2 separate regions of the Homo sapiens genome follow, and region 2 is linked to region 1. Evidence: chromatin loops called from intact Hi-C (ENCODE). Cell type or tissue: psoas muscle. All regions are shown on one strand. Links, peaks and the distances in the headings refer to the core of each region. The heading gives the core; the rest is flanking DNA. Region 1 has its middle 47 kb from the start of SLC25A5-AS1. Region 2 overlaps SLC25A43 (solute carrier family 25 member 43).

Evidence for each region. Peaks named below come from ENCODE experiments on the same cell type or tissue, not always from the same donor. Only the 100,000 strongest peaks of a DNase experiment are listed, where the experiment ranks them.
Region 2: a loop joins it to region 1, with 2.4 times the contacts of the local background. A loop is called at or near these places in 18 of 110 quality-filtered maps.

The regions. Positions count from the first base shown.
Region 1 is chrX:119,508,531-119,523,630 of GRCh38, reverse strand. No RefSeq gene overlaps it. Among named protein-coding and RNA genes, the nearest start is that of SLC25A5-AS1, 47 kb to the right of the region's middle. RefSeq lists a silencer at 10,811-11,105. In psoas muscle, for the core only: a CTCF peak has its summit at 7,173; no DNase peak of the experiment used is centred there.
Region 2 is chrX:119,402,471-119,417,570 of GRCh38, reverse strand. It overlaps SLC25A43 (solute carrier family 25 member 43), which reads right to left. Exons shown (of 5, transcript NM_145305.3): 2 at 10,870-11,111; 3 at 7,209-7,381. Among named protein-coding and RNA genes, the nearest start is that of SLC25A43, 11 kb to the right of the region's middle. In psoas muscle, for the core only: no CTCF peak of the experiment used is centred there; a DNase peak (open chromatin) is centred at 6,920.

The DNA.
Region 1 (15,100 bases), core at 4,866-9,865:
CCCCCTCTCCTCCTATAGTTTTTCGCTAAAACCCTATATAAATATTTGCTCATTTTGCTCATTGTCTGGTGCTCCCACTATAAGCTAAAAGTTTAGTGGGGACAGGGATTTTTTCTGTTGTTGTTCACTGCTATACCCCAGAGTCTAGTAGAGTTCCGGGCCGGGCGTTGTGGCTCACGCTTGTAATCCCAGCACTTTGGGAGGCCGAGGCGGGTGGATCACTTGAGGTCAGCAGTTCGAGACCAGCCTGGCCAACATGGTGAAACCCCGTCTCTACTAAACATACAAAAAATTAGCCAGGTGTGGTGGCACATGCTTGTAGTCCCAGCTACCCAGGAGGCTGAGGCACGATAATCACTTGAACCTGGGAGGCAGAGGTTGCAGTGAGCCGAGATCATGCTACTGCACTCCAGCCTGGGCGACAGAACGAGATTCTGTCTTAAAAAATAAATAAATAAAAAATAATAATAAGAGTAAAGTTCTGGGTAACAGTAGATTAAATGTTTATTTAATCCATTCATCCAAGTAATATTTATTGAGCATCTACTGTGTTTACTGAGTGTTGATTAGGTGCCAACCTTGTGCTGGGCACTGAGAGAATGAGGGAGAAAGGCAGGCCTAGGTCTTACCCTCAGGGAGCTTGTAGTCTCTGCGAGGAGAGATTGATGAGGAAACAGGTCTGTAGGATCTGCTGTTCTGATACCCCTGGCGGGAGTGACCACGCTTGTTTGGTTCCTGTGCTGCTTCTGTTCCTGATGTGAGACTCACTCACAGCTGTTTGGTTTCCCAGCTTCAGAATGGGAGCTGAAAGGCAGGCCCCACAATCAGAAATGGCTCCCCTACTCCTGTTTGGCCTCTTTGATCCTGAACCCAAGAAAGGTGTCCCTACAACCTGTTGGCTTCTGCTCTGAAGCCCAGAACCCAGCCCAATATGGAGCCCACTCACAGCCTCCCGGACCCCCAACATGGAACTCATCATAACTTGATGGAATTGCCTGTTGACTACTCAGGGGCCACTCTAGAATGTAAACACCTTGAAGGCAGAGATCATGTCTGGCCTGTTCACTGCTCTATTGCCAGTAACTAGCCAAGCCTCTGGATCACACTAGCTGCAGAAGACGGTGGTTCAGAGCATGGGTGCTGCAGGCCTGACTGCCTGAGTTTGAGTCCCAGCTCTGCTGATGAAAAAAGAATGGTTAGGAATCACAGATCTGGTCCTGAAAATGTGGGAGGCATCATAGCATTATGGGAAATGTACATCCTTACTATCAGATCGCCTAGATTTGCGTCCTGGCTCTGTCACTTACTAGCTGTGTAACTGGCCAAGTCGCTTAATCTCTCTTGTGCTTCAGGTTTCCTGTGTCTAAAATGGGGACAATAGTAGTACTCATCTCATTATGGTTTTGTGAAAATTAAGTGAGTTGATATTTGTAAAGTGCTAACTTAGTACAGTGCCTGGCAGATAACTGCTTGGTAAGGAAACAAATGCTAAATACCGTCCGGGCGCGGTGGCTTACGCCTATAAATCCCAGCACTTTGGGAGGCCAAGGTGGGTGGATCACCTGAGGTCAGGAGTTGGAGACCAGCCTGGCCAACATGGTGAAACCCCGTCTCTACTAAAAATACAAAAATTAGCCGGGTGTGGTGGCGGGTGCCTGTAATCCCAGCTACTCGGGAGGCTGAGGCACGAGAATCGCTTGAACCCGGGAGGCAGAGGTTGTAGTGAGACAAGATCATACCTCTGCACTCCAGCCTGGGCAACAGAATGAGACTTGGTCTCAAAAACAACAATAACAACGAAAAACAGGCCAGGCGCAGTGGCTTACGGCTGTAATCCCAGCACTTTGGGAGGCCGAGGTGGGTGGATCACAAGGTCAGGAGTTCGAGACCAGCACGGCCAACATAGTGAAACCCCATCTCTACTAAAAATACAAAAATTAGCCAGGCATGGTGGCGCACATCTGTAGTCCCAGCTACTCAGGAGGCTGAGGCAGGAGAATCGCTTGAATCTGGGAGGTGGAGGCTGTGGTGAGCCGAGATCATGCCCCTGCACTCCAGCCTGGGCAACAGAGTGAGACTCCGTCTCAAAAAACAAAACAAAACAAAAAAAAACCAACAACAAAAAACAAATGCTAAATACCATCTGTTGACAGAATGAATGAACCGCAAATGTGGTTTTCCCCGACCTATTCTGAGTTCAAATGTGAATCTCACATGTCTTTCCTGCTGAGCGCTCTGGAGCAGCTCAAATCTGAATGTCTGGTTGGGGAGGCCAAACCACAGCACCCACCCTAGATGCCCCCAGAGCAGGTTTCCACCTGTGTCCACTTGTATCCTTTCCTGACTGTACTTCCAGTTCTGGCCATTGTTTGGGGAGCCCTTGGCATCACCAGTTTTCTTTTTATTTTTGTGGGTGCATAGTAGGTGTATATATTTATGGGGCATATGGGATATTTTGATATAGGTATACAATGTGTAAAAATCACATCAGGGTAAATGGGGTATCCGTCACCTCAAGCGTTTATCCTTGTATTACAAACAATCTAATGACACTCTTTTAGTTATTTTAAAATGTACAATTAAATGATTGGCTATAGTCACACTGTTGTGCTATCAAATACTAGATCTTATTCTATTTTTTGTACCCATTAACCATCCACACTTCCCCCCCCACAACTCCCCACTACCATTCCCAGCCTCTGGTAACTATCCTGCTACTCTCTCTCTCTCCATGAATTCATTTCTAGCTCCCACAAATAAGTGAGAACATGTAAAGTTTGTCTTTCTGTGCCTGGCTTATATCACTTAACATAATGCCCTCCAGTTCTATCATGTTATTGAAATGACAGGATCTCACTCTTTTATGGCTGAATAGTGCTCCATTGTGTGTATGTACCACATTTTCTTTATCCATTTGCCTGTTGATGGACACTTAGGTTGCTTCCAAGTCTTGGCTTTTGGGCATCACCAGTTTTTATTTGCTCTGCCAGGGAACTTGATTTCCCTCCCTGTTTCTGGAGTTGAAGCACTATGCCCTGCTCTCTTTGTGAACAATCTTTGAGCTTATCTTCTCTGGACCAGGGCTGGGCTAGCCCAGTAGAGACCTCATCCTGGTGCAGCAGGAGATGGCATGGACATAGTATGTTGGGACAAATATGAGGTCACAAGTGTCAGGTTACAAAGCCAGGTTACAAAGCCCTAGAGCATTCTGAACTTCAGCTGTGAGAGTAGCCTAAAGCACAGGGGGTGAGCTCTCCCAGGGGAAGCAAGGGGTATGATGAGTTGGGTGGGGTCTAGGCCAAATTGCTTCCCGAGAGCGTGCTAGCCTACACAATAGAAGCTCTTAACCTGGGCTCCATGGGCTTCAGGGATGAGCTTCAGGGAGTCCCCAAGCTCCTTGAAATTAAATATGTTCTGTGTGCTTGTGAACAGATGGGCATTTTTCTGGGGAGAGGATTTGTTGATTTCACCCAATTTTCAGAGGGACCAATGAAAAAAGAATGGTTAGGAATCACTGGTCTAGTCCTCAAAATGTGGGAGGCATCATAGCATTAGGGGAAATGTACAGCCTTACTATCAGATCGCCTAGGTTTGTGTCCTGGCTCTGTCACTTACTGGCTGAGATCTTAAGTAAGTCATGTTACCTCTTTGTGCATCCATGTCCTCATCTATAAAATGGGGATAATAGAAGTACCTGCTTTATAGAGTTCTTGAGAGGAAGAAAGGGGTAATATGAGCACAAAGCCCTTAGTAGATTGTCTGGAACATGGTAAGGTAGGTATCCTTGGAGATTCAGAAGATCACCAAGATCATCAATACTTTTTCTGTGCATGTGTACTGTGAAAGTTGTCAGAATCAAAATGGAGTCACTTTTATATTTTTTAAAAAGCCCTGACACATAGAGCTAGGCAAGGCTATGTAAGAGAGGATTCTCACACTTGTATGATAACAAGACTATCACAAAAAACTCCACAAAAACCACAACCTTGCACAATGGCCATTGCAACCTTACACAAAAAATACTTCTGGCCGGGCGCAGTGGCTCACGCGTGTAATCCCAGCATTTTAGGAGAGCTAGGCAGGTGGATCACCTGAGGTCGGGAGTTCAAGACCAGCCTGACCAACATGGAGAAACCCCATCTCTACTAAAAATACAAAATTAGCCAGGCGTGGTGGCGGGCAGCTGTAATCCCAGCTACTTGGGAGGCTGAGGCAGGAGAATCACTTGAACCGGGAGGCGGAGGTTGCAGCAAGCCGAGATCATGCCATTGCACTCCAGCCTGGGCAACAAGAGCAAAACTCCATCTCAAAAAAAAAAAAAAAAAAAAAAAACACACACACACACACAGACACACACACACAAAATAACAAAAAAAAACTTCTGCAAGGACATCTGCCCAGCAACTGCCTGTCCAGCCTCAGACTGGCATCACCCTTGTTATTGATCTTTGTAGCCAAGGATAATCATTTCAAAAACAATTATATAATCCTCATTTTTCCTTTTTTTTTTTTGAGATGGAGTTTCGCTCTTGTTGCCCAGGCTGGAGTGCAATGGCGTGATCTTGGCTCACCGCAACCTCCACCTCCCAGGTTCAAGCGATTCTCCTGCCTCAGCCTCCCAAGTAGCTGGGATTACAGGCATGCGCCACCATGCCCAGCTAATTTTGTATTTTTAGTAGAGACGGGATTTCTCCATGTTGGTCAGGCTGGTCTAGAACTCCTGACCTCAGGTGATCTGCCCGCCTCGGCCTCCCAAAGTGTTGGGATTACAGGCGTGAGCCATCACGCCTGGCCCATTTTTCCTTTAAAAGCCTTTGTCTTCCTTTACCTCCCTGAATATGCACATAGTTTACTATGGTGTTATTATTCCCATTGCAATGCCCTATTCCCGAATAAATGTCATTTTCTATTAGAGAGTCTCTTTCTGTTATTTAAGTTGACAGTACATGTGTGTCTTTCTGAGATAGGGGGTAAAGGACTGGGGAACAGTAGTTGGAGCTCCTGGGATTAGTGCCTCGTGGTCAGGCAGGCTGGTAGAAAAGAGCTGTAAGATTATACTTGCTGGAAGTGTTCCACCGTTGGAGGCTGTGGGTATCTCCAGCTGTTCTCTAAAGTTGGGCTGGAAAGAGTACCGACTCCCCTCATATCTAGAGTGATTTTTATTTTTTTTTGAGACAGAGTCTCACTCTGTAGTCCAGGCTGGAGTGCAGTAGCATGATTTTTTTTTTATTATTATACTTTAAGTTCTAGGGTACATGTGCACAGCATGCAGGTTTGTTACATATGTATACATGTGCCATGTTGGTGTGCTGCACCCATTAACTCGTCATTTACATTAGGTATATCTCCTAATTAGTAGCATGATTTTGACTCACTGCAACCTCTGCCTCCTGGGTTCAAGCGATACTCCCACCTCAGCCTCCCGAGTAGCTGGGATTACAGGGGTGCACCACCACGCCTGGCTAATTTTTGTATTTTTAGTAGAGATGGAGTTTCGCCATGTTGGCCAGGCTGGTCTCGAACTCCTGGCCTCAAGTGATCCACCCATGTCGGCCTCCCAAAGTGCTGGAATTATAGGCGTGAGCCACTGCACCCGGCCCTAGAGTGATTTTAAGGTACACCTGGTTAATTCCTCCTAAAGAGTTTCCCTATAGGTCTTCCATCCTTTATGTCCTAAAATTTCTACAATTGAAGTCACTTGGGCACCAAAGCCTTTGTTGAAATGTATGTTCGGTGACAAATCTGTGCAGGGAGGCCGAGTGAGGCCCCATCATGAATGTTGATTTTATTCTTGAACTGGACATTTCATTTTTTCCCCTAAGAACTGTATTGCTGGCCGGGCGTGGTGGCTCATTCCTGTAATCCCAGCACTTTGGGAGGCTGAGGCAGGCGGATCACCTGAGGTCAGGAGTTCGAGACAAGCCCAGCCAACACGGTAAACCCTGTCTCTACTAAAAATACAAAAAGTAGCTGGGCGTGGTGGCAGGCGCCTGTAATCCTGGCTTCTCAGGAGGCTGAGGCACAAGAATCACTTGAACCCAGGAGGCGGAGGTTGCAGTGAGCCAAGATCGCACCATTGCACTCCAGCCTGGGCGGCAAGAGGTGAAACTCCGTCTCAAAAAAAAACAAAACGAAAGAACCGTATTGCTACTGCTACTATGAACATGGTTGTTGCTTGCTCATAGTTACTCTGGAATAACAAGCTGGTTTCGTGAGCAAGGCACGGTTGGTTACCTAGCCTACACTTTAGGCCTAGTGAATTCTCATTATAACTGCTCCCCCTCATGTGGGGGACCCTTTCTTCACAGAACAGTGAGACATTGTTTTTGAATGATCATCCACATAATTCCTGTATGGATTTTAAAAGCCGATTGTTTAATTGGACGGTGTACTTGTCTATTGTCACTCTAGTACCTGATGAACCACCTGTTCTATATTTCGTTATTATAGCAGTGTTTTTTTTCCTTGAAGCTTCAAATTTCGTTTTCCTTTGTAATTTTCTACATTTTGTATTTGCCTGCTAATTAGATTTAATCCTGATTTTTATTTGTCTACTTGTAGACAAGTGTTTATCTTCTTTATTGTCAGGCCTGAAGTCATTTTCTAATTGGTTTATAATATTTTAATATCCACACAGTTTTGTTTGCCACTAGCAAGATTGTCATCATTAGCATCAGCAACGATTGTTGTAGCGAAAATTGTAATTATATACTGAAGGCCTTGAATTTAGGCCTGGTTCAGGAAGTAGTTTAGGTAAAAAGTTGCAGAATTTAGGAACACGGTCTCACAAAATATTCTCCTCTAAATAATATAGACATTTCCTCATAAAAACTAACAAAAATCCATAGGAGGAAGGACAGATATCCAAGTGACCAAGAATGACAGAGCCTTGAAATCGCGACACTGTTTGGGCCTGCTAAAATGATTTTTTTAGTTTCAACTAAGACCCTAACATCGCTTGGCAATCCTATTGTATGTCCCTGGTCAGCGCATCTTCAGTGTCCTGAAGCAGCCATTTCATCATCATTTCACTCTCCTCTAGCCCCCAACCCCAGCTAGCCCCCTTTTCATCAGAAAGATTGGTTTCCATCTTCACGGAGCAAAATTGAAGCCAACAGCGTGAACTTCAGCCTCACACCAACTGGGCTGCAGATTCAACTCAAATGCAATAGCGCCCCCTTCCTCTCTATAGGAGACACTGCAATGTGCTTCCCTGATCTTCACAACAGAAAGACTCAGTGCCTAACAGTAGAGAGCCCTCAGCTGGTGGACCCCTTTGGGGACAGCCTCAGCTGAAGAAACCCACTTTGCCCAAGGGCATGCCTCCTTCCCAGGACAGCCTGTGTCCAATGAATGACTGATGTGGGGATATAAAGGCCTGGCCCCCTTGTCTCCACTCTTAGCTTCAGAGCTTCCCATAGGTCTGGCTGAGGCCTTTGTTGAATCTGCATTGCAGCCCAATGTCTCCTTTCTCCAGTCCTGCTTCCATTCCTTCCTTTCCACGCGTGATGATCCCAAGAGTACTCCCTAAGAAACCTCCTGCATGCTAATCTCCATCTCAGAGTCTGCTCAGCAAATCCAACCTGCACCACCCTCTCCCCCTCCCCTAACTCCCTCCTCCTGCCCCAGGCTGACACCCACCTCCCCCATGTATTCAGTTCAGTCCTCCTCACTTCCCCTTGGACTTTGCTCTATTACTTACCTCCTCTCTTTCCTGAAGCCTCAACCTTCCCCTCTTTCTCCATCTCTCCTCCTCAGCATGTACATTTGAACTAATGCCTTCAACAAAAACCTTTGACACAGAGCCTACTTCTAGCTTTCATTCTTTCCTCCCCTTCACAGTCTAAGCTTCTTGAAGAGGCCTACTGTGATCTTGCTTCGGTCTCCATCACTGCTGAAATGGTTCTCCTTTTTCAGCCCTGTCTTATTTGACTTCTATGTGAGTGTGGCTCCGATGGCCATCCCCTCTTCCCTTCATTTCTAGGACACTTGGCCCTCTCCCACTTTCTTTTCTTTCTTTTCCTTCCTTCCTTCCTTCCTCCCTCCCTTCCTCCCTCCCTCCCTCTCTCTCCCCCTCTTTCTTTCTTTCTTTCTTTCTTTTTTTCTTGTTTCCTCACTCTATTGTCCACGCTGGAGTGCAGTGGTGCAATCTCGGCTCATTGCAGCCTCCGCCTCCTGGGTTCAAGTGCTTCTCCTGCCTCACCCTCCTGAGTAGCTGTGACTACAGGTGTCCATCACCACGCCTGGCTAATTTTTGTATTTTTTGGTAGAGACGGGGTTTCGCCATGTTGGCCAGGCTGGTCTCGAACTCCTGACCTCAAGTGATCCACCCGCCTGGGCCTCCCCAAGTGCTGGGATTACAGGCGTGAGCCACTGCATCTGGCCCTCACCCACTTTATTTTTTTATTTTACTTACTTTATTTATTTATTTGAGACAGGGTCTTGCTCTGTCACCCAGCTTGGAGCACAGAGGCTGGAGTGTAATGGTGTGATCATTGCCTGCTACAGCCCCAAATTTCCGGCTTCAGGCAATCCTCCCCGCTCTGCCTCCCAATGCACTGGGATTACAGGTGTGAGCCACTGTGCCCTACCCATGAAACACTTTTATATCCGACTATTAGACACCCTACGTTCGTGTCTTACAGGTATCTCAAACCCAGTGTATTCACAATGGCTCTTGTCTTCATTCCCTGCTTCAAACTGGGTCCTCCCTGTGTTCCCGGATTCAGTGAATGCTACTGTGTATCTGGTTACTCAAGCCAGAAAACAGATTTCTCTCAGCACAATCTCTCTCCCTTCTTACTTACTTCCCAACAACCAAAGTAATTTGGTGGCACGTGCCTGTAGTTCCAGCTACTCAGGAGGCTGAGGCAGGAGGATATCTTGAGCCCAGGATGCCAAGGCTGACCTGAGCAACATAGCAAGACTCCATCTCAAAAAAAAATGTAATTTGGATCATGGCATTCTTCTGTTTAAGATGCCCCAGTGGCCCCCTGTTGCCTTTATTTATTTATTTATCTATTTATTTTTGAGACGGAGTCTCACTTTGTTGCCCAGGCTGGAGTGCAGTGGTGCGATCTTGGCTCACTGCAACCTCTGTGTCCTGGGTTCAGGCGATTCACATGCCTCAGCCACCAGAGTAGCTGGGACGACAGGAGCCTACCACCACGCCCGGCTAATTTTTGTATATTTGTAGAGAGGCGTTTCGCCATGTTGACCAGGCTGCTCTCAAACTCCTGGCCTCAGACGATCCACTCACCTCAGCCTCCCAAAGTGCTGGGATTACAGGCGTAAGCCACCGTGCCTGTGGCTGAACTATTTAATAAATGATGAAGTATTGAATAAAAACCCCTTCAATTGGCACCCCTCTCATGTGGCCCTTGCCTGTCTGGTTCCATCGCCCCCGCCCCATCTAGCACTTTATATTCTAGCACAACTGGGCTACTTGAAGTGCTTTGAACATGCTTCATTTTGTCATGTCTTGGGGCCTCCTTTGCATATGTTCTTCTCTCTGCAAAGCTGCCTTGTTCCTCCCTGGTTACTCTTCCCTCCCCCACCCCTTATTTAATCTTCAGGTGTCTTTACAAGTGTCCCTGACTCTCTGAGGTTGACTTAGGCCCTCGCACTTCCTCTCCTCTTTACAGACATCCACTGGATCTCTTGCAGCCTATCCAGTGCCTCTCTTTCTGTGTCTGTCTTTCTATGAGACTGAGTTCCTTGAAGGCAACAGTTTCATCCTGTAATCCCACGACCTGGCACAAGGTTTGGTGCTTGGTTGCCACTTATTAAGTGCTTGTTGGATGAATGAGTCAGTGGAGTGCAAGTAGACAGCAGGAGAAAAGGAAACGAGGTTTGACGGGAGACAGGAGGCTCTTTGGTATCTGACAGACCCAGATTATCCCAAAACACAATCTGCTGTGATCTCTTAATTTCTCTGCATTACAAAAGAAGCACAAAGGATCCAGAGCCTGTGGAACCCTGCCTTGTGCCTGGGCCAGGCATATAAGACCCTTGCCCAACTGTGCAATGATGGTTTCTACCTGTGTCTATGGACTCTGTGGGTGTCTAAGAGGTAGGGCCACCCACCCAAACGTTTTGTTAACTGACTTATATGGAAAGAGGAGAAAGAGAATCCTGACAATGCTCACTGCTTCTGCAACTGCTTGTATAATACAGTCACATCTGTCAACCCCACGTGCTGCAAAAAGATTCCAGGAATCCTGAGATGTTGCTGCTCTCAGCCTTTGGGGTAGCTGGGCTGAGCCTGGGGCAGCTCTGGCCACAAGAAGCCTCCTTCTTTGTGCAACACAAATACCATTTTCTGTGTCTGCTGCAGACTTAAAAAGGTTAATGAGCACTGTTGGATAATATCTAATCATTCTGGTCAGGTACTGCAATTTTGTGAGTGCCCACCTGGGACCTTGGCATCTTGAATTTACCCATATATTTCCCCCCAATTAAAGCCTTTTCTCGGCCGGGCGCGGTGGCTCACACCTGTAATCCCAGCACTTTGGCAGGCCGAGGCGGGCGGATCACGAAGTCAGGAGTTTGAAACCAGCCAGACCAACATGGTGAAACCCCATCTCTACTAAAAATACAAAAATTAGCCAGGCGTGGTGGCACGTGCCTGTAATCCCAGCTACTCAGGAGGCTGAGGCAGGAGAATTGCTTGAATCTGGGAGGCGGAGGTTGCAGTGAGCCAAGATCGTGCCGCTGCACTCCAGCCTGGACAACAGAGCGAGACTCTGTCTCAAAAAAAAAAAAAGTATTTTCTCATGTTTTCAAGTAGGACAGGGATATTTGTTTATTCCCCATTGTATAGGTGAGGAAACCAAGGCGCAGCGAGGTCAAGAGACCAGCACACTCCAGCATTGTCAGAGACAAATCAAACTGAGGAGCTGGCTGAAGCCCGCACCCTCTGAGGCTGTCCAGCTGCAGTGCATTTACACTCTGCCCACAAGAGGTCAGTAGGTTCCACAGGAGCAGAGCTGGCTACAGGGAGGCCCGCACAATGAAAGGTGGAGCCATCCTCCCTGAGAGCAGCCCTGGTTACTGGCTGCACAGCAGCTACCTAGAAGGAAATCCTTCTAACAACAGGTTTTCCAAGAAGTCCTTCTTCCAGGGGTGGACCAGCGGTTGGGGCTGGCCAACGGTGTGTATCCTGGGAGGGCTGTGGGAGTTCCCAGGGGCAGCTGCTTTATTATATTGCAATCCTCAGGGTTTGATAAGCTATTTGTGGAGGGCGGTGTCTGTAGATGGGGCAGCTGGCGTGCTTCCATCTGCCTAGAAAGCTGCAACCATCTCCACGGTAATAACTGGAACCAAAAATATCACACGGCTGTCTGCTAGGCCAGAACGTTCCTGTCTGTCTGCTCTCTGGAGGCTGAGGGTGGAGGAGACTTAAAAAGCCATATATTGCCGGGCACTGTGGCTCACGCCTGTAATCCCCACACTTTGGGAGGCCGAAGTGGGTGGATCACTTGAGGCCAGGAGTTTGAGACCAGCCTAGGCAACATGGTGGAACCCCGTGTCTACCAAAAAAGACAAAAATTAGCTGTGTGTGGTGATGCACGCCTGTAGTTCCAGCTACTGGGGAGGCTGAGGCACGAAAATCACTTGAACCCGGGAGGCAGAGGTTGCAGTGAGCAGAGGTCATGCCACTGCACTCCAGCCTGGGTGACAGAGCAAGACTCCATCTCAAAATAAAATAAAATAATAAGATATATATATTTCTATATATTTCTATATATATATTTCTATATATAGAAATATATATATTTTTATATATATATATAGCATCCCCAAGATTTAGAATCAGACAGACCTGGGTTTGAATCTTGATTTTTCTTCTTATTAACTGTGACCTCAGGCAAGTGGCTTAACTTCTCTAGGCCTCAGTCTCCTCATTAATAGAATGGGGAATAATAATACCTGCTTTTCTGGCTGTTCTGAGGATTTATTCACTCATTTGAAAGATAGTGGCATGCCTGTCCTACAGTTGTTACTAGGTTCAGGGGATACAAGAGATTCAACGCCTGGCACATAGTAAGTGCTGAATTAATGATAACTTGTTTTTGAAGGTCATGCCACGAATTTGGACTCAAAATAGCAGGCAGTTGAAAGCATTCTGAAAAGAGAAGTAGTAAGAAAAAAACACTACTTTTTTTTTTTCTTTCTCAGGCAGGGTCTCACTGTTGCCCAGGCTGAGTGCAATGGCACAATCATAGCTCACTGCAGCTTCGACCTCTTGGGTTCAAGCAGTCCTCCTGCCTCAGCCTTCCAAAGTGCTGGGATTACAGGCGTGAGCCACCATGCTCAGCAGGAAAACAATATTGAAGAGGCTTCACCCCTACCTGCAGTGTAGAGGCAGGATTGAAAAATGCCAGCCTTATCATTTTCATAGAGTTGTTCTGAACATCATAAAATAGGGCAGAGCAAGAGGCCTAAGACTAATAAATAGTCGGGAGTTGAACCCATATTGCAACTGGGGACAGGGACTGCTCCTAAAATCATAGGGCCACAGTCTGCCTCTCCCCTGGGAAGCAGCAAGGGGAAGGAGGGGCTGAGAAGAAGCCTTCTGTCTGCTCACTGGAAGCTGAGGGGCTTCATTTTGCCGATCACCTGGCCTGTCTTCGGGCAGTGGTTTCGGGATGTGGGAAGAAGGTGTGGGCGTGCATATGCAGCAGTGAGGATGTTTGAAGGATGTGAGAACACAAGAACATAAAATGCCACCCTGTGGCTGAGCCATGGATTCCTCTGACTCAGACAAGGTCATCATGGAACATGAAGACCCAAATGTCATCTTTGAGTCCTTTGGTAAACTATCAGGTGTGAGTTTATCCAAAGCTTTCAGAAATTGCAGTATTTCTTTTCACCCTGCCTCACCAATTGGGATGTTTTCCACACGTTTTCGCTTCCATTTAAAGATAAGTTATTTTATTAAAAACATACCTCTCTGGAAGAGCTCTACAAGGAGAACTACAAAACACTGCTGAAAGAAATCATAGATGACACAAACAAATGGAAACACATTCTATGCTCATGGATGGGTAGAATCAATATCGTGAAAATGACCATACTGCCCAAAGCAATCTACAGATTCAGTGCAATTCCTATCAAAATACCAACATCATTTTTCACAGAATCAGAAAAAATCCTAAAATTCATATGGAACTAAAAAAGAGCCAGAATAGCCAAAGCAATCCTAAGCAAAAAGAACAAATCTGGAGGTATCACATTACCGGACTTCAAATTATACTACAAGGCTATAGTTACCAAAACAAAATAGTACTGATATAAAAGTAGTTACATTAACTGGGCGCGGTGGCTCACATTTGTAATCCCAGCACTTTGGGAGGCCGAGGCTTGTGGATCACCTGAGGTCAGGAGTTCGAGACTAGGCTGGCCAACATGGTGAAACCTCATCTCTACTGAAAGTACGAAAATTAGCCAGGCATGGTGGTGCGTGCCTGTAATCCTAGCTACTCAGGAGGCTGAGGCAGGAGAATCACTTGAGCCTGGGAGGCAGAGATTGCGGTAGGTCAAGATCACGCCACTGCACTCCAGCCTGGGCAACAGGGAGAGACTGTCTCAAATAATAAAAATAAAATAAAATAAAAGTAGTTATATTAGACCAATGGAACAGAATAGAGAACCCAGAAATAAAGCCAAATACTTACAAACAACTGATATTTGACAAAGCATACGAAAACGTAAGTTGGGGAAAGGATACCCTATTCAATAAATGGTGCTGGGCAAACTGGCTAGCCCCATGTAGAAGAATGAAACTGTATCCCTATCTCTCACCTTATGCAAAAATCAACTTGAGATGGATCAAAGACTTAAATCTAAGACCTGAAATCATAAAAATTCTAGAAGAAAACCTAGGAAAAACTCTTCTGGACATTCTTTGCCTAGGCAGGCAAAGAATTTATGACTAAGACCCGAAAAGCAAATGCCACAAAAACAAAAATAAATGGGACCTAATTAAACTGAAAAGCTTCTTGCACAGCAAAAGAAAAAATCATCAGAGTAAACAGAACCCACAGAATGGAAGAAAATATTTGCAAACTATGCGTCCAACAAAGGAGTAATATACAGAATCTACAAGGAACTCAAACAAATCAGCAAGAAAACAAATAAACAAATAATCCCATTAAAAAGGGGGCAAATGACACGAAGAGACATTTCTCAAAAGAAGATATACAAACGGCCAACACACACATAAAAAATGCTCAACATCACTAATCATCAGGGAAATACAAATTAAAACCATAATGAGATACCACCTTACCCCAGCCAGAATGGCCATTATTATTATTATTATTATTGAGACAGAGTTTTGCTCTTGCCCTCCAGGCTGGAGTGCAGTGGCATGATCTCGGCTCACTGCAACCTCTGCCTCCCGGGTTCAAGCGATTCTCCTGAGGCTGAGGTGTGCGGATCACCTGAGGTCAGGAATACAAGACCAGCCTGGCCAACGTGGTGAAACCCCATCTCTACTAATGATACAAAAATTAGCCAGGCGTGGTGGCAAGCACCTGTAATCCCAGCTACTTGGGAGGCTGACACAGGAGAATCACTTGAACCCGGGAGGCGGAGGTTGCAGTGAGCTGAGATCGAGCCATTGCACTCCAACCTGGGTGACAAGAGCAAAACTCCATCTCCAAACAAAAAAAGAAAAAAAAAGAAAAAGAAAAAGAATGAAATAATGTCTTTTTCGGCAACTTGGATGGAGCTGGAGGCTGTTATTCTAAGTGAAGTAACTCAGGAATGGAAAACCAAATACTGTATGTTCTCACTCAGAAGTGAGAGCTAAGCTATCAGTACACAAAGGCATGTGGAGTGGTATGATGGACACTAGAGACTCAGAAAGGGGAGGGTGGGAGTGGGTGAAGGATAAAAAACTGTAAAATGGATACAATGTATACTACTTGGGTGATGGGTGCACTAAAATCTCAGAATTCACCACTATATAATCCATCCATGTAACCAAAAACCACTTGTACGCCAAAAGCCATTGAAATAAAAAAAATTAAAACAATAAAAAAGGTGAAAAAAAAAGAAAATAAAAACACACCTGTCCAAGCTAGGTGTGGTG
Region 2 (15,100 bases), core at 4,251-9,250, 110 kb after region 1:
TTCTCCCAGATGAGGTCACTGTTCTAGCTCTCAGGAAGAGAAAGCAAAACTAAGGTTTATGGGGAAGACTGGGACCCTTACCCGTCCCATTTAGATGTCATTGAACTTCATCTGAAACCTTTTTCTTTTCTTTTCTCTTTTTTTTGAGACAGAGTCTCGCTCTGTCACCCAGGCTGGAGTGTGGTGGCACAATCTCAGCTCACTGCAACCTCCGCCTCCCAGGTTTAAGTGATTCTCCTCTCTCAGCCTCCTGAGTAGCTGGGACTACAGGCACGTGCCAACACACCTGGGTAATTTTTTTTTTTTTGTATTTTCAGTAGAGATGGGGTTTCATCATGTTGGTCAGGTTGGTCTTGAACTCCTGACCTCAGGTGATCCACCCGCCTCGGCTTCCCAAAGTGCTGGGATTACAGATGTGAGCCACCGCACCTGGCCTGAAACCCTTTTTCACGGACTAGCCCTACCCCTTGAGGCTCAAGGCCCTGGTTGTTTTGGACTGGCCCACTATGGGGAGGAAGCTAAGCTGGCGAAGCCTTGAACTAGGCATGAAGTGGCTGAAAGTGCTGGAGAGATGCCCCTGGCAGTGAGAAATTCTTAGGACCAGGATTTTTAAAAAATGAATAAAACACTTACAGTATATCATACTTCTTTCCTACCCTACTTCTCCCCAGATTTTTTAAGAGAAACTATTTTTTTGTTTGTTTAGAGAGAGCATAATTTCCCTTTGAAGAAAACAACTTTTCTAAGGTTTGAACCAGATGAAATTGCTGTTTGAATGATGTCAACAAAGTTGAATATTGGTAATTTCATCTGGTTCAAGCTAAAGAAAGAAGATTGAAAGTAAAGGAGAGACATACTGTGTCTCTGAATAAAAGATGAAATATTTTACATAAATTACTCCAAGTGTATGGGTTTTACATAATTCCAATCATAATCACAAGGTAATTCTAAAGTTATCAGGAAGAACAAATGCCCGAAAATAATCAAGGAAATGTTGAAAAGAAAAACAATGAGGAGGGCTATATTCCACTAGACATTAAAAGGTGTTTTTTGGCCGGGGACGGTGGCTCACGCCTGTAATCCCAGCACTTTGGGAGGCCAAAGCGGGCAGATCATGAGGCCAGGAGTTCGAGACCAGCCTGGCTAACATGGTGAAACCTTGTCTCTACTAAAAATACAAAAACTTAGCCGGGCGTGGTGGCACATGCCTGCAGTCCTAGCTACTCGGGAGGCTGAGGCAGGAGAATCGCTTTAACCTGGGAGGCGGAGGTTACAGTGAGCTGAGATCACGCCACTGCACTCCAGCATGGGCGACAGAGCGAGACTCCATTTCAAAAAAATTAAAAAAAAAAAAGGCATTTTTCTAAAGTTATGGTCATTAAGATAGAGACCCTAGAATAGATATAAACATTTAGTATGTGGTGAAAGCTGCAGCACAAAGTAGTGGAGAAAAGAATTATTCAAAAAATGGTGCTTAAACAATTGGTAAACTATTAAAAAAAAAACTTAGATGACTGTTTCATATCATGCACCAGGAAAATTCTTTTTTTTTTTTTTTTTTTTGAGATAGGGTCTTGCTCTGTCACCCAGGCTGGAGTGTGGTGGCACAAATACGGCTCACCGCAGCCTCTACCTCCAGGGCTCAAGTGATCCTCCCTCCTCAGTCTCCCAAGTAGCTGGGACTACAGGTGTGCACCAGTTACAGGTGTGCCCAGTTAATTTTTGTATTTTTTATGGAGACGGGTCTCACCATGTTGGCCAGCTGGTCTCGAACTCCTAGCCTCAAGTGATCCTACCTATCTCAAACTCCCAAAGTGCTGGGATTACAGGCAGGAGTCACGGCACCTGTGCACCAGGTAAATTTTTTTTTTTTTTTGAGACTGAGTCTTGCTCTGTTGCCCAGGCTGGAGTGCAATGGGATGATCTCAGCTCACTGCAACCTCCATCTCCTGAGTTCAAGTGATTCTCTTGCCTCAGCCTCCTGAGTAGCTGGGACTACAGGCACGCACCACCACACCCGGCTAATTTTTGCATTTTTAGTAGAGACAGGGTTTCACCACGTTGGCCCGGCTGGTCTCGAACTCCTGACCTCAGGTGATCCGCCCACCTTGGCCTCCCAAAGTGCTGGGATTACAGGTACAAGCCACTGCACCCTGCCACACCAGGTAAATTCTAAATGTATTAAAATGTTAAGTGTAAGGCTGGGCACAGTGGCTCATGCCTGTAATCCCAGCACTTTGGGAGTTTGAGATGGGTAGGATTGCTTGAGTCCAGGAGTTTGATACCAGCCTGGGCAACATGGCAAGTCTCTGTCTCTACAAAAAATACAAAAATTAGCTGGGTATGATGGCCAGGCACGGCGGCTCACCCCTGTAATCCCAGCACTTTGGGAGGCCAAGGCAGGCGGATCACGAGGTCAAGAGATTGAGACCATCCTGGCCAACTTGGTGAAACCCCGTCTCTGCTAAAAATACAAAAAAAAATTTAGCTGGGTGTGGTGGCACGTGCCTGTAGTCCCAGCTACTCAGGAGGCTGAGGCAAGAGAATTGCTTGAACCAGGGAGATGGAGGTTGCAGTGAGCCGAGATGGTGCAACTGCACTTCAGCCTGGCAACAGAGCCTGACTCCGTCTCAAAAAAAAAAAAAAAAAAAAAAAATTAGCTGGGTGTGGTGGTGCATGCCTGTAGTCCCAGCTACTCAGGAGGCTGAGGTGAGAGAATCACCTGAGCCTGGGAAGTCGAGGCTACAGTGAGCTGAGATCGCACCACTGCACTCCAGCCTGGGCAGTAGTGAGACCCTGTCTCAAAAAAAAAAGAAGCCAAGTGTAAAAATCACAACTAAAAAAGTATTTAAATAACATATAAGTGAATAGTCATAGGATCATGGGATAGAATAGGCCTTTTAAGCACAAAAGCAAAGTCAGAAACAGAAGATAATACTAATAGATATAATTAGATAAAATTCTAAAAATATGTACAACAAAACATCACCACTCCAGCCCGGCCAACATGCTGAAACCGTGTCTCTATCAAAAATACAAAAATTAGCCAGGCATGGTGGCAGGTGCCTGTAATCCCAGCTACTTGGGAGGCTGAGGCAGGAGAAATGCTTGAACTGCTACTGCACTCCAGCCTGGGCGACATAGCGAGACCCTGTCTAAAAAAACAAAACAAAACAAAAACCCACCACCACCACCAACACATAAACAGCATTAGAAGCCAAATGTCAAACTGGGAAAAATATATGAAATGTATGACAAAGGGTTAATATCTTTAATATATAAAGACTTCTTACCAATGAATAGAAAAAGTTGAATATTCTAGAAAAATAGGGCAAGGACATAAATACAAAACTTACAAAGAAATACAAAGGGCCAGTGCAACCTTGCTTATAATCAATCAAATTAAAATTAAAATGATGGGATACTATTTTTCAGCTATTAGGTTCATAATGATTTAAAAAGTGACAATTAATATTGATAATTAATATCAATGAATATTGAGAGTTTAGAAGCTGAGCCACTGCTTTAGTGCTGGTGGAATTACAAACTTACAACCTTTCTGGAGTGCACATTTCATGAAGAGTCTTAGAATTGTTCATATTTTGTGACCTATAAGTCAATTTCTAGGAATATAGCCTAAGGATATCATCACAGATATGAAAAAATGCAAAGGTTTTCATTACAATGTTAGTATAACTCAAGAATTAGAAAAAGCCTAAATATTAAAAAAAGGAGAAATTGTTACATATTTTTGGCACATCCATATGGTGGAATATTATTTGATAATTAAATACTTAATGGCCCAGGGAAATACCCATTATATAATAAGTGAAAAAAGGATACTAATTTTTTTTTTTTTTTTTTGAGATGGAGTCTCGCTCTGTCGCCCAGGCTGGAGTGCAGTGGTGCAATCTCGGCTCACCGCAACCTCCATCTCCCAGGTTCAGGGGATTCTCTTACCTCAGCCTCCCAAGTAGCTGGGATTACAGGCATGTGCCACCATGACCAGCTAATTTTTGTATTTTTTAGTAGAGACGGGGTTTCGCCATGTTGGCCGGGCTGGTCTCAAACTCCTGACCTCAGGTGATCCACCCGCCTCGGCCCCCCAAAGTGCTGGGATTACAGCCGTGAGCCACCGCGCCCGGCCTAAGGATACTAATTTTTATATACAGTGTGAACACAATTTTGTAAAAGAAATAACCTTATATATCTTTATATGTGTGTGAGTGTGTTTATGTATATATATGAAGGTCCATAGAAGGAAAACTATTAATCATTATAATCCATGGGTGTTGGGCTATGGGTAATTTATTTTCCTTTTTGCACTTTTCTGTATGTCCCAAATTTTCTACAACTTATGTGTATTACTTTTTTTTCATTGTGGTCAAATATACATAAAATGAACCATTTTAACCATTTTAAAGTATATGTGCATTACTTTTTTTTTTCTTTGAGACAGGGTCTCTCTCTGTCACCCAGGCTGGAATGCGGTGGCAGGATTATAGCTCACTGTGACCTCGACCTCTTGGGCCCAAGTAATCCTCCTGCTTCAGTCTCCCAAGTAGCTGGGACCACAGGTACACACCACCATGCCCAGGTAATTTTTTATTTTTAGTAGAGACAAGGTCTCGCTATGTTGCTAAGGCTGGTCTCAAACTACTGGGCTCAAGTGATCCTCCCATCTTGGCCTTCCAAATGTGCATTATTTTTAAAATTAGAAATACTTAAAAAAAAAAGATAAGCATGCACTAAGCAGACTTTACATTTAAGCAGAAAAGCAAAGTCAGAAACAAACAAACAAAAAAGTAATAGATATAATTAGATAAAATTCTACAAATATGTACAACAAAGCACCACCACCAACAACACATAAATAGCACTAGAAGCCAAATGTTGGCTGGGCCCAGTGGCTCATGCCTATAATCCCAGCACTTTGGGAGGCTGAGGCGGGTGGATCTCTTGAGCTCAGGAGTTCGAGACCAGCCTGGTCAACATATAGTGAAACCCCATCTCTACCAAAAATACAAAAATTAGCTGGGTGTAGTGGCACATGCCTGTAGTCCCAGCTCTTGGGAAGCTGAGGCAGAAGAATCGCTTAAACCCAGGAGGAGGAGGTTGCAGTGAGCTGAGATTGTGCCACTGCACTCCAGCCTGGGTGTCAGAGTGAGACTCTGTCTCTCAAAAAAAAAAAAAACACCAAATGTCAAACTGGAAAAATTGTGTGAAATGTATGACAAAGGGTTAATATCTTTAATATATAAAGACTTCTTACCAACGAATAGAAAAATTTTGCACCTATACTACCATTACAATGATGCGACAATTATCTGTTTGGACAAGGACAGGAAAGGAATGCAACCCAGACAGATGAAGTTTCAGGGAGTGGAGTGGCAGCTTTGATAAGCACCTTCAGGCTGTTTAGTGCTGAGGTAAGCGATGGCCCAGGGCAGCCGGGACTACTACAGAGGGAAAGCGGGAGCGGGGAGGGACATTGAGCAAGCGAGGACAAGTTAGAGTCACAGGGGAAAACCAAACTTGGCTGGGACTGCTCATTTAAACTTGGATTCAGCTGACCCCAAATTAATTTCTATAGAGTTCTTCAGGAATATATTGCTTGTATAAATCAGGGTTTGCCCAGAAGAGGCCATGGAGACAGCCTAGCCTATGGAAGTGGAATTTTTTTAAAAATTTTTATTTTTAGTTCTGTGGTACACGTGCAGGATGTGCAGGTTTGTTACGTAGGTGAACATGTGCCATGGTGGTTTGCTGCACCTATCAACCCATCACCTGGGTATTAAGTCCAGCATGCATTAGCTATTTTTGAATTTTAAGGGCCTGAGCAGGGCTAAGAGAAGATACAGCACCTCAGCCCTGCTAGGATTCTGGGCCTGCCCCCACTGTACAGATATAACTGTTACCCACCCAACCTTATTTGAACTAGTCTGATTTTTCTTTGATCAAAATTGGCTTATTCTAGGCTAAGACAATTACTCACTTTGGAACTTCTGATTCTAGGATTTTGCCTCAGTGGTCTCACTAAGATGCCGCCTCATTTTTTTTTTTTTTTTTTGAGACAGAGTTTTGCTCTTGTTGCCCAGGCTGGAGTGCAATGGTGCAATCTTGGCTCACTGCAACCTCTGCCTCCCGGGTTCAAGTGATTCTCCTGCCTTAGCCTCTCGAGTAGCTGGGATTACAGGCATGTGCCACCACAACCAGCTAATTTTGTATTTTTAGTAGAGACAGGGTTTCTCCATGTTGGTCAGGCTGGTCTCGAACTCCCGACCTCAGGGGATCCGCCCACCTCGGCCTCCCAAAGTGCTGGGATTACAGGCATGAGCCACCGTGCCCGGCCTGATGCTGCCACATTTTAAATGCAGTTCCTTCCTCAGCGAGGGAGTCAGGGATGCTGGACCCTTGTTAGCTACAGTTCCTAGCTTATGTTGGTCCTATCCAGTCTGCTTCACTGAGGTAAGGCACAGTGAGGAAACCAAGAGTGGCATCCTTGCTGTGGAGGCAGCAAGGACAGGGAGCATTAGCAGGCTGCATTTCATATTCTACTCTCTGCTGGTCTTGGAGGAAGGAGAGCCACAAGTGATATAATCAGGAAGTCAGGAAAGAAAAGAGAAGCCTCATCTGGAGGCTTCTTTTTTTTCTTTCTTTCTTATTTTTCTTTCTTTTTTTTGAGACATAGTCTTTCTGTGTCACCCAGGCTGGAGTGCAATGGCGCGATCTCAGCTCACTGCAACCTCTGCCTCTCAAGTTCAAGTGATCCTCCTGCCTCAGCCTTCTGAGTGGCTGGGATTACAGGCGCCTGCCACCACGCCCAGCTAATTTTTGTTTGTTTAGTAGAGGCGGGGTTTCACCATGTTGGCCAGGCTGGTCTTGGACTCCTGACCTCAAGTGATCCACCCGCCTCCGCCCTCCCAAAGTGCTGGGATTACAGGCGTGAATCACCGCCCCTAGCCTGGAGGCTTCTTAAAAGACCAAAAAACAGAGGATGGGAATGAGGAGGCAGCCGGGGCTCAAGCCAACAGCTCTGAGGTTAGCAGCAGAAATGCCACAGAGTGGGGGTTTGCACAGTATTTATGAGCAGTCAGAAGCTCCTTGGAAACCTGGCATCACTTGGGGTCAGTGTTCTTTGCTGTTATTACCCGACCACAAACACTACAAAGCATTCCACCCCCTACCCCACTCTGATAACTCCTCACCTGCATCTTTCTCTTCACGGTCTCAAAGGGAAAGGAGAGGGTCTGGGTCACTGCAGCAGCCAGACAGACATTAGCAAAGTTCTGTGGGAGAGAGAACTGATCTCGGGGTCCGTTCCAGATTTTCTCCAGGTTCATGTAAACAAGAAGGGAGCCAGCAGAGAACGGGAGAGCACCTGCAAAACAAGGCCAGGGAGAAGCTGCTGCTGTCTTGGGAAAACACTGGCTTGAGAACATAAATTCCTGGGGGGATTCCGGGGAAAGAAAACAGGAGGGGCTCTGGGGTTGCTAAAATCCCTCCAACCCAAGGAGCATGAGGGAACTTTCTTGAGTGCGATAATGTGCTATATTTTGGTAGGGGTTGTGTCATTTGTCAAAATGCATCAAATGGTTCACTAAAGGTTTGTCCACTTTACTGGATGTAAATTGTACTTTAAAAAACAACCATACGGCTGGGCGTGGTGGCTCATGCCTGTAATCCCAGCACTTTGGGAGGCCAAGGCGGGAGGATCACCTGAGGTCAGGAGTTTGAGACCAGCCTGGCCAACATGGTGAAACCCCATCTCTACTAAAAATACAAAAAGTAACTGGGTGTGGCGTTGGGCACCTGTAATCCCAGCTACTTGGGAGACTGAGACAGAAGAATCACTTGAACCCAGGAGGCAGAGGTTGCAGTGAGCTGAGATCGCACCACGGCACCCCAGCATGGGTGACAAGAGAGAAACTCCATCTCAAAAAAAAGAACCATACACAAATATTGAACTCTAGTTAATGACACACATGTTGAAGGGTTTAGGGGTGAAGTGTATTGATATTTGCAAGTTACACTGAAATCATTAAAAAAAAAAAAAAGGTGGGCTGGCTGAGTACAGTAACTCACGCCTGTAATCCCAGCACTTTGGGAGGCCGAGGTGGGCGGATCACTTGAAGTCAGGGGTTCGAGACCAGCCTGACCTCGTCTCTACTAAACTCCATCTCTACTAAAACGGAAACTCCATCTCTACTAAAAATACAAAAAGTAACTGGGCGTGGAGGTGCGTGCCTGTAATCTCAGCTACTTGGGAGGCTGAGGCACGAGAATCGCTTGAACCTGGGAGGCAGACGTTGCAGTGAGCCGAGATTGCACCACTGCACTCCAGCCTGGGTGACAGAGCAAGATTCTGTCTCAAAAAATAAATAAATAAATAAATAAATAAATAAATAAATAAAATAAAAATGGACTGATGAATGGCTGGAGGGATGAATAGCAAAATGTTAATTGTAGCATCTAGATGGTCCATGGATGTATACTCTAGATTTCTTTTAATTTTTCTAGATGTTTGAAGCTTTTTTTTAATGTTCGGGGAAAAAATCACTCAAGTAAAAAAAGCCAGTGGGCAGCACCTCATTATGTTTTGGAGGACAGGAGGGACTGATCTCTAGCTGAGAAGGAAACATTTTATGAAAACTGGAAAGTGAGAGACTCTCGATGGTGAGGGAGGTCACCTGACTTCACCTTTGGGAATGACATGGTCATATCATGGCCCAGTGGGCACCCTACACTGTGTGGCTTCCTCACCTTTCTAAGAACTGAGATGGTGAGTAAGTAATATAGTAGGTGGCACTTTCACAAACTTCCAGAACCTTTAGGAGCCATCTTTAGTTTACAGAGGGACTAAATTTCTCCCTCAAAATGAAATTTAAAATAGGGGATAATACAAGTGAAATTGCTTATCTTTAGAAAAATGTAATGTTTATTTAATTGGCTCACCAACCTTCCATTTACCTTCATTCAGAAAATGTCTGGAAAGCTTAGGTTATGTGCCAGGCCCTATGTCAGGTGCTGGGAATCGAAAGAGGAGCGGGCTAATTTCTGGAGATGCTCATCATCGAGGAGAACAGACAGCCAGGGCAAAGTCAGTATAACACCCCTGATGTGTGCCACAACAGGGGGGCTATATGAAATGCATTAGGTACACAAGGATCAAAGGGATTAATTTTGCCTGGGGGAGTCAGGAGGGACTTGATGAAAGAGAGAACTTTTGAACTGGGTCTTGAGGAATAAATAGGAGTTCATCAGACTTTGACAGAGTGGAAAGGCAAAGGGAATAGCATGTATAAAGGGAGTGGTATTTCCAGGAAATCCAAGTTTTTCTGAAGGGCTGGAGCATGAATGCAGGTGGAGGTATGGCAGGAGATGAGGTAGGACAAACTGGCAGGGGCCAGGTCTGAAGGATCTAGAATGTCCTAAGGAATTTGGGCTTTCTCCTGTAGCTCAGGAGTCGCTGAATACTTTTTAAGGAGAGCAGTGAAATGAGGGCCGTGAAACGATGAAATTGCACGTGGAGAGATCACCTCAGCCGGGCAGCAGTGCACGGGGAAGACTGGGGCAGGAGATACCAAGAGTGGAAGCAGGTAGGAGCCAGAGTCTGTGGGAGACCCTGAGAGTCTGAGTTGTAAGGACCTGTGGGAAAGAGGATGAGTCAAATCGACGGGACTTGGTGATTCAAGTGGGGGTGGAGTGAGAGGAGAAGTTGAAGTGATCCCTAGGCTTTTTTTTCTGGCTTGGGCCACGGGGTGAAAGGAAGGTAGTCTCATTCATTAGGGAACACAGGAGGAAGAGCTAGTTTGAGACCAACGAGGACATCAGGGTTAATCTTGAATTTGATGTGCCTAGGGAGCATGGAGGTGAAGGTGTCCAACAGCAGGGACTCATACTACCATTGGGAATTGGTGTCAGTCAGGGGCTAACAGAGGGCTCTGGAGTTCTATTGCTAGTTTCTCCTGCTTTCTATCTATGTGGACTTGGGCAAGTCACTTAGCTTCCTGAAGCATCTATCTCCTCATCTGTAAAATAAGGCCTCATGAGAAAGCGCATGCAATGCATTTGGCCCAGTACCCAGAACATGGTAAGTACTTCCCCCCAAAAGTTGGCCATTGTTACTAAAGAGGTAGAGAATAAGGGTCACAGAATACACTGACGCTTGCTTAAGCCACTAGCATAGATGAGGCCACCTAGGGAGGGTTTGGAGGATGAGAAGCAAGCTAAAGGGGAGGGTAAAAAGAAAGCTAAGGAAGGAGCCCAGGGGAAGAGCAACATGTAGGGGCTGGCAGTATCAGACGACCCAGATGGGCCGGATAAGTCAGATAAGAAAGAGCTGCCAGAGAGATGGGAAGACACCCAGGACTTGGAGGGGTCCTGGAAGCCAAGTTTCCAGAAGAAGGGGTGGTCAACCTTATCAAATGCTGCAACCAAGTTCAGATAAAGGGAAAAAGTCTACTGGATTTTGCAATTGGGCCATAAATGTGTAGCTCTGGCAAAGGTTACAAAGACCCCAGAAGACACAGTTGCTACCCTAGTTGCCCTCATGGCATATCAATGTGTATGTACACTGAATACTCCTTCTGCAGTCAGATGGAGAGTGGTTAGAATTGCATTCTTACCAGTTTGCTGAGTCACCTCCACTTTCTGGTCTACTCCCCTCCCGGGGATGTAACTGGCCAAAGTTTAGGAGTGGAGTGTATGGCTATGGAATAGAATGAAGCTAATTGCCTCTATGTAGGTTGAATCCATATAACCTTGATCTCAGTAAAACTGATTTAGTGGCTCACAAAGGTATACAATACATTTGTAATTTCAGAGAACATAGCCTTTTCTTGGACAAGGTGAAAAGGTCCATCTTACCTACAACAGTGAGGGAAACCCCTCGATAAAGGGCAAGGAACCCTTCCTGTTGGTAAATAGTAGAAAAAGCATGGAGGAGCCCCCTGTACGATGGTTCCAGTATGTTCTGCATGATCAACCGGGTTTTGATGAGGTCTGTAGGATATGTTACAATGGTGGAAACCATGCCTGCGAGACTCCCAGCCATGATGGAGCTCCACTGGGAAATGTGGCCCAGGTCATCTGTGAACAGCACAACAAATCTGGGAGAAAATAGGGGGAAAGGCCAGAGAAATCAACTATGGATTGTGCTAGAGTTCTCTCCACTAGTTCTTGAAATATTTTCCAGCATTTCAAAGTACTTTACAAAGTGAAAAGTTACTATAGTACTATATAAGCATTCATGAATAATACATTTACATTTTTCTATATTTATATGATGCTAGTTGGCTATAAGAGATGCCTAACTTTCTTAATTTACATCTATCCCAAGTCCTTCCCACTTAAAGCATTTTCTACTTTTATCTACATAATTGTCAACACTGGCTTGCCTGTGGGGTGTAAATGCACAGAAGTACCTGGTAAATACCAACTGGAGTGCAGTCTTTCAGTTCTGTTGAAACTTAAAAAGGAACAAAATTTCTTCAAATGATAACTTCGAGCATCTCAGTAATTACGTTTTTTTTTTTTTGAGGCAGAGTCTCACTTTGTTGGCCAGGCTGGAGTGCAGTGGCACGATCTCGGCTCACTTCAACTTCCGTTCCCCAGGTTCAAGCAATTCTCATGCCTCAGCCTCACAAGTAGCCGGGACAACAGGCGCACGCCACCATGCCCAGCTAATTTTTGTAGTTTTAGTAGAGACGGAGTTTCACCATGTTGGCCAGACTGGTCTCGAACTCCTGACCTCAGGTGATCCACCCCGCTCGGCCTCCCAAAGTGCCCAGTTCTGGGCCGGGTGCGGTGGCCACTCTATCGCCCACGCAGAAGTACAGTGGCATGATCTGGGCTCACTGCAACATCCACCTCCCAGGCTCAAGAGATCCTCCCACCTCAGCCTCCTGAGTAGCTGAAACTACAGATGTGCGCCACCATGCCTGGCTATTTTTTTTTTTTTTTTTTTTTTTTTTGTAGAGATAGGGTTTCGCCATGTTGGCTAGCCTGGTCTCAAACTCCTGGGCTCAAGTGATCTGCCCGCCTCAGCCTCTCAAAGTGCCGGGATTACAGGTGTGAGCCACTGTGCCCGGCCTATCTTTTTAAAATGAGAGCATCCCCAGTTCCTTAGCCTTCAAACCTCCAGTGAGGAGGTGCATTTCCTGTTCTTTCAGTTGCCCATAGGCCAGGGGCTGCTGCATGAGAAATAAGAGTGGGCATTCAGGTGAAAGCATTTAAGGGGTTCTAGGCTAGCTCTTTTGCTTTCAAGTAAACACTCACTGATTAAAAACATCTTCAAGCTGTAGGAGTCTTGACTTCATTTTGTCAACCTACCTTAGCCGCATTAACTGAAACAGTCATTTGAGTTAATCAGCTGCTTTTAAACATACAGGGAAGTAAAGGTGATGTGGTGCTATGATACATACATTGGTTTTCACCCATGGTTCCTGGCTCCTAACTTCCCTAGTCCTTGTTATAATGTTGGGGCACTTTAGGTCTCAGGAAACAGAATCTTTCTCTCTTTGACCTTCTCCTGCCCTCCTTTTACCTGCCCAAGGTAGGACTCTAATCTGATTGTGGGTTAAAAGATCCTCATCCCAGAGAGGGTCCTGCCCCATACCCTAGAGCAAACTTGTCCAACCCACAGCCCACAGGCCGCATGTGGCCCGGGATGGCTTTGAATGTGGCCCAACACCAATTTGCAAACTTTCTTAAAACATTATGAGATTTTTTTGCAATTTTTTTTTTTTTAGCTCATCAGCTATCGTTAGTGTTATTGTATTTTATGTGTGGCCCGACAATTCTTCTTCCAGTGTGACCCAGGGAAACCAAAAGATTGGACACCTCTGCCCTAGAGAAAGGAACGCTGCATAGAGGCCAAGAAAAGTCTGAACAGACAGGCCTTGCTGGGTTTAGATCATGTGCTTTTCATCCAGTCACATTTCTACATGGTTGTCAATCATGCCTCTGTAACAAATCTTCCATAAAAACCCGAGAGGACAGGGTTTGGGAACCTTCTGGATGGCTGAACATGTGGAGGTTCCTGAAGGGTGGCGTGCCCAGGGAGGGCATGGAAGCTCCACACCCCCTGCCCCTTACCTCACCCTGCCCATCTCTTCTCTGTATCCTTTGTGGTATCCTCTGTAGTTAACTGGTAAACATTAACTATTTCCCTGAGTTCTGTGAGCCGCACTAGCAAATTAATCGAACCCAAAGAGGGGGTCGTGGGAACCCCAACTTGAAGCTGGTTGGTCAGAAGTTCTGGAGGCCTGGCTAGGCATGGCGTCTCATGCCTGTAATCCCAGCACTTTGGGAGGCCGAGGCAGGCAGATCACTTGAGGTCAGGAGTTCGAGACCAGCCTGGCCAACATGGCAAAACCTTCTCTTTAGTAAAAAAATTACAAAAATTAGCTGGGCATGGTGGCGGGCGCCTGTAATCCCAGTTACTCAGGAGGCTGAGGCAGCAGAATAGTTTGAATCCGGGAAGCAGAGGTTGCAGTGAGCCGAGATCACGCACTGCACTCCAGCCCGGGTCACAGAGCGAGACTCAGTCTTAAAAAAAAAAAAAAAAAAGTTCTGGAGGCCTGGACTTGTGACTAGTGTCTGGTTGGGGGCCATTCTTGGGGACCAAGCCCTTAACCTGTGGCTTGGTCTGACATTATGTCCAGGTAGACAGTGTCAGAACTGAATCAGAGGACACCTAGTTGGTGTCCATTTATCAGAGTGTGGGGTTCCCCACACTCATTTGGTCACAGAAGTCTTCTGTGTTGAGGGTTGTTGTTGTGGTGTGAGAGCAGAGGAAAAACCAAGTTTGACAGAGGTTTTTCTCAAACAGGTGGCATTCACCAACAGACTATCTGCCTCAGTTGTACTGCCTGCCTGCCCACTTCCTCGTTCCTCCCTCTTCTATACCCTGGCCAGTCAAGTTGGAGGGGGACCTCAGAAAGGACAGGGGAAACAGAGGAAGTAGAAATTTTTGACTGGGGCTGGGCGTGGTGGCTCACGCCTGTAATCCCAGCACTTTGGAAGGCCAAGGCAGGTGGATCACGAGGTCAGGAATTCGAGACCAGCCTGGTCAACATAGTGAAACCCCGTCTCTACTGAAAATACAAAAATTAGCCAGGCATGGTGGCGTGCACCTGTAATCCCAGCTACTCGGAAGGCTGAGGCAGGAGAATCGCTTGAACCCGGGAGGTGGAGGTTGCAGTGAGCCGAGATTGCGTCACTGCACTCCAACTTGGGCGACAGAGCAATACTTCTTCCAAAAAAAAAAAAAGAAATTTTTGACTGGAGGGGCGGTCTGCAGCAAGCTGGAACCACCTAGAAGGTGGAGTTTGAAATGCCCAAAGAAATACCATTCATTCTCCTTGTCCCACTCTTATTCCCCATCCCACTTGGTCACTTCTAGGGCATAGTTAATTCACTACTCATTTATTGAAGGTCTACAATGTATCAGACCCTGTGTTAGTCCTCAGCATAGAGCCTAAGGGAGTTCAACACTTCTGACAAGGAAATGACTGGTAGGGGCAAGCGGAGAGGAAACAGGCCCTTAATTCACTGAATGACTTGATGAACTAGGAAGAGGAGCCGTATTTTATATCAGTTTCTTTTATAGAGTCTCAATATCAAATATACACAATTAAAAAGAAGAACCATAGGAAGTCCTTTTTTCGCAGACTTCTCCCATCTGATACAGAGATAAGTCCTATCAATTGTTCCCCTTAGAATCTCAGAGTCAGGGCAGGCAACCCTGATAATCCGCCAATGATGTCATCTCAGTCCATGCATCTTAAACTTTTGATTTGCTAGGGCGGCACTGTTCCCTTTTCTGTTCTTCCTCCCACCCCCACACATACATGCACAGAAGCTTTTTCCAGTGAGACTGGATACACTGGTGAATTGCAGCAACCCCTTCCTTTCAGCCAGCACAGATACAACACACACCCTGGATATGTGTAATTATAACTGCCAATACTTCAACCTAACAGGTTGGCAGCCAGTGCAGCCAAACATAAGCTCATGAAGTGCTTATTCAATAAAGAAATAGTGTTGGTTATGAACAATTTCAGAGCTGCAGGGACCCAAACTAACGTTTATTAGA